2 separate regions of the Homo sapiens genome follow, and region 1 is linked to region 2. Evidence: chromatin contacts called from ENCODE Hi-C or POLR2A ChIA-PET data. All regions are on one chromosome and are shown on one strand. Each heading gives the region's core, a stretch centred on a gene start or an enhancer-like site at or near the end of the contact. The rest is flanking DNA. Distances are from core to core; before and after follow the strand shown.

Region 1 (3,625 bases), core at 1,126-3,625, 130 kb before region 2:
GAGGGATGGGAAATTGAGGGAGGGCCTCATTGAAAGGGCTCACTCCAGGAGCCAGAAAACCAGAAGAGCCTAAGGGACCCAGAGCTAGAGTGAGACCAGAGATGCACAGTCCCCATGAGGACAAAGAGCCCAGTGAGGAGAAAGGGAGAGGTAAAAGGATAAAAGAGTCAGAAGGAGTTTCAGAATCTAAGAGCTCCAAAAATAAACCTTTCCCTTTGTATCACTTTTCTCTTTTTACTTTAGTTGCTCTCAACTTGCTGCTTCCTTTTTTTAAAAATTCTAGCAATTCTGCAGGAAACCAGAAGTGTGAACCAAACACAGTAACTCTAGGTGTTATGGCGCTGTCCTGCTCACCCTTCTTTTGGCCTACTGGCTTCAAAGGTAGGCACACACACCGTCCCTTTTCTAATGATCCGGTCGTGGATTCAGGCTCAGTAAGCCAAGACCACAAGCAACAGGGCTTGGGCTCCATCTGCCTCGGCTGCTTGCAGCTGCCTTCCAGGAAGTGCTGGAACAGCAGAAGCAGCTAGCAGTGCGCTCAAGAAGTGGTCAGCAGTTGGGAGCAGCTGGAGGAGGGGAGGCCAGTGAGCAAGTATCAGCTTGGGAAATAGGGTTTCGGCTGAACAAAGTTCACTGCTGTTTTCTGAGAAAGCAGAACCTAGTGGAGCCACCCTAGAGAATAAGGAGAGGAGCAACTGGAACTGAGTGTTGGCTCCAAACTTCCACGGCATGATATGCTTGGCCACCCAATTGTGATCAGGGCCATTGTTGTTCCCCTGGGGGCAGGGGGCAGAGGGCAGGCCGCCGCTCGGAGTAAAAAGGGAAGACAGACAGGCAGTCCAAACACCACCAAATGACAGAGATGCAGACCAAGACAAAAGGAAAAAACAACAGAAGGGATTTTTGTCCTTGAGACGTGCTATGCAAATTCTTTTCAATTAGTTTCCTATTAATGATTCCATCTTGAACATTTAGAGCTGCTCAACCCAGGCAGCATCTACGTTTTGAAGTAGTAAGTTCTCCATTCCTAGCAGAGTCGGAGGAGAAGCTCAGCTGTTATCCACCAGAAATTCTATTAAAAGGATGAAAGGTTGAACTAGATGACTTCTCATTCTGAAGACTGTAATTCAGCAGAACTGACTAATCCCTGGCAAATGATACCCTTTCTGAGTATGCATGTGTCACTGAAAGTCACTCAGACAAACCAGACTATTTGTAAATAGGTCTGATTATCTGCAAATTAGTTGATTGAAGGTTCCCGGGTATCAAGCAGGGCTTATTTTAAGAAATTAAGTTAATTTAGATAATAGCTGTGTTGAAAAGCAACAAGTTCAAAAACAATTAAAAAGAATGCAGCTTCCCTTTTATTTTTTTCAACTCTATATTTTCTTTTCAAATTGCTTCTAATAGACCATCTGTTAAGAAAGCCTCTTTTGACCGGGTGCAATGGCTCACACCTGTAATCCCAGCACTTTGGGAGGCCGAGGCAGGTGGATCACCTGAGGTCATGAGTTCAAGATAGCCTGAGCAACATGGTGAAACCCCGTTTCTACTAAAAACACAGAAATTAGCTGGGCGTCGTGGCACGCGCCTATAAACCCAGCTACTCTGGAGGCTGAGGCACAAGAATTGCTTGAACCCGGGAGGCAGAGGTTGCAGTGAGCTGAGATAGCACCATTACACTCCAGCCTGAGAGACAGAGCAAGACTCCATCTCAAAAATAAAAAAAAGAAAGGCTCTTTCGTAAATTACTTAAATATGCTTAGAAGTCATTATTACTTTTTAAGTCAATAGAAGTCTTTTTAGTTTATCTAATAGCATATTAATTCCTATGCTTTATGTGTTTGTACCCACACAACACCCAGCCCTGCACCTAACACATAACAGGTGCTCAATAGATGTTCATTGAATAAATTGGTTGCAAAAACCGAGTGTATACATTGAACATTTCTGCATATTGGTGATAATAATAGTATTTTGAACACTTGTTCTATGCCAGTGACTGGGTCAAATAAACACTCAACCTCATAGTAATATCTGCGAAGTGATTGCTACATTAGCCCCATTTTACAGATGATGCAACTGAGGCTGGTGAGAGGCAGAGCCAGGATTCAAGGCCAGGCCTGTCCAACTCCCGAGCCGAAGCTCTCAGCGAGGGTATCAAACTGAATCTGAATCCTCTTAGTTTATCTATTTTAAAGTGCTGCATGTGGTATGTTCAGGAGACGAAAACTCTCTGATGAGGCACGTGTGGATGGGATGGCAGGGCTGAGAAGGCCGGCTCCCCCACGGGGTGTGCACAACCTACCTCCCCAGCTGTTTCTGCTACCGGCTGGGGCCTTCAACTCCACCGCCTCCCCTCCCCCAGGCCCTAAATCACTCTCAGGCCTTTTGTTCTTCCCCACAGCTGCTCAGCAAATTCCTTGATTTGAAATTACGATCACAGGTTGGAGTGCTACTTAAAATAATTTTGCCAAATGTTCCATCTCTCTGTGTTGATGAATATAATGGATGACAATTTAAAGAGCAAAAAAAAAGTAAGTATTCACTTTGTTGAAGACAAAAAAAAAAAAATCATAAGCTGCATGCATAGCATTAGTTTGGCTCTGAAAGATTCATTCCCCCAGGAAGCTAGCCAAATGCTGGACTTTTGTGAACCGCAGCATGGCCGGGAGAGCAGGCTGCTGGCAGGTATGGCCTGCAATAGAGGGAGAGAGCAAAGGTCAGGGCATGTGTTGGGTTTGTTTAAGCATGAGTCAGAGGAGTGGGGGTAGACCTGGGGATCCAATTTCCAATTTCCTGTGCAAGTCACTGAGCCACACTTCTCCCCTTCCCCAAAAGCTTTTTATGCGTACCGCTCTGCAGAACAAAGGGAGATATGGTAGGGGGACACATAAATAACAGGGACAGGCCGGTCTTCTTGAAGGTGGAGCCTCTCTTGAATTTGGAAAATGCAAGCTCTGAGGGAAGCGGGGATGAAAGCAGACCACACGCATCTAGCACTTTGGCCAACTGAGGCTTCCTGGGCTTGGAGGTCCTCACCCGGGGCTCTTAGCGCAGCCTGAGCCCAGTGTGAAGCCATGGGCCAGCCCTTCCTGCAGGCGGGCCCTGTGGCCAGGCTCAGCTCAGGCGAGGGGTGGCTGGGCCATGAGGAATCAGAACAAAGCTTCTTCCTTCACACCCGGTCCTGCTCAGCAGGTGGACTCCACGTTAGACATTTCCCCCACGTCCTAAGGCTTCTTCCAGGCTTGAGCCCTGAAAAGCAGGTGGGGAGAGATGAGCAAATGCTGAGCAAAAAAGAGGTGGTGGTGACGCCTCTCTAAAGTTTTCCATACCAAAAAAGCCCTGGTACAAGGCAGGCACTGCTGGCAGCCCGGCCCCACAAGCTTACTTCCAGTGCAGGAATCCAATGGGAACATGTGCCCCCAGGGCCACCCGAAACGCAAACTGCTCTCTGAAAACCAGGTCAGCCTCTCTGTAGGAGTCTTGCCATGCAGAAAACACCAGGCCCTCTGGAAACGCCCCCTGTTCACTGAGGGTCTCTGGCTGGCCGGCACTATGCCCAGCAAGGCCACCTCCCGTAAGTGACACGCCAGGGTCTTGCTGAATCACAATAAGCTGGGAG
Region 2 (3,527 bases), core at 550-3,049:
CAGTTGTTACCAGTATTGGGGGTGAGGCAGAGGAAATGGGGAGGTGAATGCGGAAGGACACAAAGCAGCAACTATGCAGGATGAACAAGTGGAAAGATCTGATGTACAATATGAAGACACACTTAGTTAACAGTGTACTGTATCCAACATCTTTGCTAAATGAGTAGATTATAGTTGATTGTAGCTGCTCTTACCACAGGGGAAAAATACGTACCTATGAGAGATGACGGCTATGTTCATTTGCTCCACTCTGGTAACTGTTTTACTATATGTACATGTACCTCATAACATCACATTGTATACCTTAAGTATACACAATAAATTTTGAAAAAAAAAAAAAAGGGGCTGGGCGCAGTAGCTCATGCCTGTAATCCCAGCACTTTGGGAGGCCAAGGTGGATGGACTGCTTGAGGTCAGGAGTTGGAGACCAGCCTGGCCAACATGGTAAAACCCCATCTCTACTAAAATACAAAAATTAGCTGGGCATGGTGGCGCACGCCTGTAATCCCAGCTACTCGGGAGGCTGAGGCAGGTGAATTGCTTGAACCCAGGAGGTGGAGGTTGCAGTGAGCCGAGATAGCACCACTGCACTCCAGCCTGGGTGACAGAGACAGACTCTGTGTCAAAAAAAAAAAAAAAAAAAAAACTCATGCCTGTAATCCCAGCACTTTGGGAGACTGAGGCAGGTGGATCACCTGAGATCAGGAATTCAAGACCAAACCCCTTCTCTACTAAAAATACAACAATTAGCTGGGCGTGATGATGCATGCCTGTAGTCCCAGCTACTCAGGAGGCTGAGGCAGGGGAATCACTTGAACCCAGGAGGCAGAGGTTCCAGTGAGCCAAGATCACGCCACTGCACTCCAGCCTGGGCAACAGAGCAAGACTCCATTTAAAAATAAAAATAAAAAAAGAGAGGGCCAGGCGCAGTGGCTCACGCCCAAAATCCCAGCACTTTGGGAGGCCGAGGCAGGTGGATCACCTGAGGTCAGGAATTTGAGACCAGCCTGGACAACATGGTGGAACTCCTTCTCTACTAAAAATACAACAAGGAGGCTGAGGCAGGAGAATCACTTGAACCCGGAAGGCGGAGGTTCCAGTGAGCTGAGATCATGCCACTGCACTCCAGCCTGGGCAACAGAGTGAGACTCCGTTTCAAAAATAAATAAATAAATAAAAAAGAGAGGGCCAAGCGCAGTGGCTCATGCCTGTAATCCCAGCACCTTGGGAGGCCAAGGCAGGTGGATCACCTGAGGTCAGGAATTCGAGACCAGCCTGGCCAACATGGTGAAACCCCTTCTCTACTAAAAATAAAAAAATTAGCTGGGCATGGTGATACGTGTCCGTAATCCCAGCTACTCAGGAGGCTGAGGCAGGAGAATGGCTTGAACTCGGGAGGCGGAGGTTGCAGTGAGCCGAGATCGTGCCACTGCACTCCAGCCTGGGTTACAGAGTGAGACTCTGTCCTCCTCCCCACCAGCCACCCCCACCCCCCACTGCAAAAAAAAAAGAAAGAGAGGCCAGGTGTGGTGGCTCATGCCTGTAATCCCAGCACTTTGGGAGATTGAGGTGAGAGGATCTGGCTTCAACCCAGAAGTTACCAGCCTGGGCAATCTAGTGAGACCCCATCCCTCCGAAAAAACTAAATATTAGCCGGGTGTAATGGCATGTACCAGTAGTAAACTCCTGGCAGGAGGACTGCTTAAGCCCAGGAGTTTAAGGTTGCAATGAGTTATGATGGCACTGCTGCACTCCAGCCTGGGTGACAGAGCTACAGAGAGAGAGAGAGACAGAACTGAGAACCAGAAGAGGCTAAAGCAAGTAGAAGAAGGCAAGCGTCCCTTCAGACCACGCCTCCACCCACCCTTGACCCTGCGAGAGGGATTTAGACACAGTGGCAGCTGGGAAGCCAAGAACAGAACACATTAAGCCTTGCAACCTAATGCCAAGATTCCGCCCGAGAGACCCCATTTCCTGCCCTCTCTGCACATTCCTTCCATTCCTCCCAAGCACCTTCTCCCACTGCTATTTTCTTCTTTCTTCTAGAAAACAAGTCATGTGGCCAGAAGGATGTCAGGCACTTCTGCTTTCTCTTTTAGATTCCCGGGTTCTTATAAGGTTTTCCTGGCCTTCTCTCTGCCTGCAAAGCCCCTGGCACCGCAGAGGCCCCCAAAACACACAGGATGATAAAGCTCTAGAGAGACAGGATGGAAGCCTGGGTGCATGAGTGCGGGAAAGAGGGCACAGGGGCTACTAAATCTTTGCCCAGATGGCGGGGCGGGGCTGGGGGAGCAGAGCAGCAGCAACAGGCTGTGAAGTGATTTTGTTCTGTTCAGTTAGGAAGGAGGTGGGTGGAAATGACAGTTTGGAGCCGATCAGAACAGAGGAAACTGTTTCAGGAGAAGCTGCCTCCCTTCTCCAGTTCTAACAGTGCCATCAAGCGGCTCGAGGAGCAGGCGCAGGGCAGTGCCTCCAGACAACCTGAGCTGACCCCTCAGCAGAGGAGCACGAGGCTGGGCAGAGGGGCAGCTCTCAGCACCCTGCCTGTGGCAAGGGCCAGTCTTCAGCCTCCCAGACAGATGGCCAAACACCTTTCCCTAGAACGATCTGCAAGGAGGTGGGTAAGGTATCTCCCCAGTTGTAGGAATAATGCACAAGCACCTTGATGGATACGGACAGTCAAGTTTATCAAGGTCCTGCGAGGCGCTTCACTGGAACACACTGGGACAAATGCCATCGTCCTGTAAAAGGCGCCAAAGCACATTTTCAACCTGAGACGTGGTCAGTCACCAGGGCAAGCCTGTCAATGCCATCAGGCCCTTGTTGATTGATGTTCAAAGGAGAGCAGAGGACAAAGAGGACAAAAGGGCGCTGGGCAAAACCAGCTGTGACCAGCACACCAGGGGGAAGGCTCATAGGATCCTCCAAGCTAAATTTATTGTTTCACCTACTTCACTCGCATTCCTTTTTGAATTCTGCAAATCAAAATCTATTCACCTAAGAAATACAAGGCTGGGCACGCTGGCTCACGCCTGTAATCCCAGCACTTTGAGAGGCCGAGGTGGGTGGATCATACAGTCAGGAATTCGAGACCAGCCTGGCCAATATGGTAAAACCCTGTCTCTACTAAAAATACAAAAATTAGCTGGGCTTGGTGGCGCATACCTGTAGTCCCAGCTATTCGGGAGGCTGAGGCAGGAGAATCACTTGAACCCAGGAGGCAGAGGTTGCAGTGAGCTGAGATCACGCCACTGCACTCCAGCCTGGGCGACAGAGCAAGACTCCATCTCAAATAAATAAATAAATAAATATAAAAATTAGCCAGGGTGGTGGTGCACACCTGTAATCCCAGCGACTGGGGAGACTGAGGCAGGAGAATGGCTTGAACTTGGGAGGTGGAGGCTGCAGTGAGCTGAGATCACGCCACTGCACTCCAGCCTGGGTGACAGAGCGAGACTCTGCCTCAAAATAAATAAAGAAGGAAACAAAAGACTTTCTCAGCAGTTGTGTGTCTGGATAACCGCAAA

What was found. Hi-C counts contacts between places; a loop is a spot of excess contacts on that map. ChIA-PET counts read pairs that join two places held with the same protein, here RNA polymerase II (POLR2A). Pooled maps may share reads with other maps.
Region 1: POLR2A ChIA-PET joins it to region 2 with 10 read pairs in PC-9. The contact joins the promoter of LINC02971 here to the enhancer-like site in region 2. A Hi-C loop is called at or near these places in 23 of 168 maps with a recorded cell type or tissue (B cell, CD4-positive, alpha-beta memory T cell, CD8-positive, alpha-beta T cell and 17 more), 37 of 37 single-sample maps with no recorded cell type and 22 of 50 pooled maps. POLR2A ChIA-PET finds 5 or more read pairs at or near these places in 14 of 52 experiments (A549, AG04449, GM10248 and 10 more).

Annotation. Positions count from the first base shown.
Region 1 is chr1:234,954,824-234,958,448 of GRCh38, forward strand. LINC02971 (long intergenic non-protein coding RNA 2971) reads left to right here and starts at 2,376. Exons shown (of 2, transcript NR_186179.1): 1 at 2,376-2,537. LNCATV (lncRNA negative regulator of antiviral signaling) reads right to left here. Exons shown (of 4, transcript NR_125945.1): 3 at 2,856-3,255; 4 at 2,519-2,698.
Region 2 is chr1:235,081,457-235,084,983 of GRCh38, forward strand. No RefSeq gene overlaps it. Among named protein-coding and RNA genes, the nearest start is that of LINC01348, 13 kb to the left of the region's middle. RefSeq lists an enhancer at 1,104-1,626. Within about 2 kb of position 1,800, at least 37 of the 41 ENCODE cell types and tissues checked have a DNase peak (open chromatin) inside an H3K27ac peak, as active enhancers do; they include B cell, GM12878, OCI-LY7 and 5 more, where a contact is called at or near this core.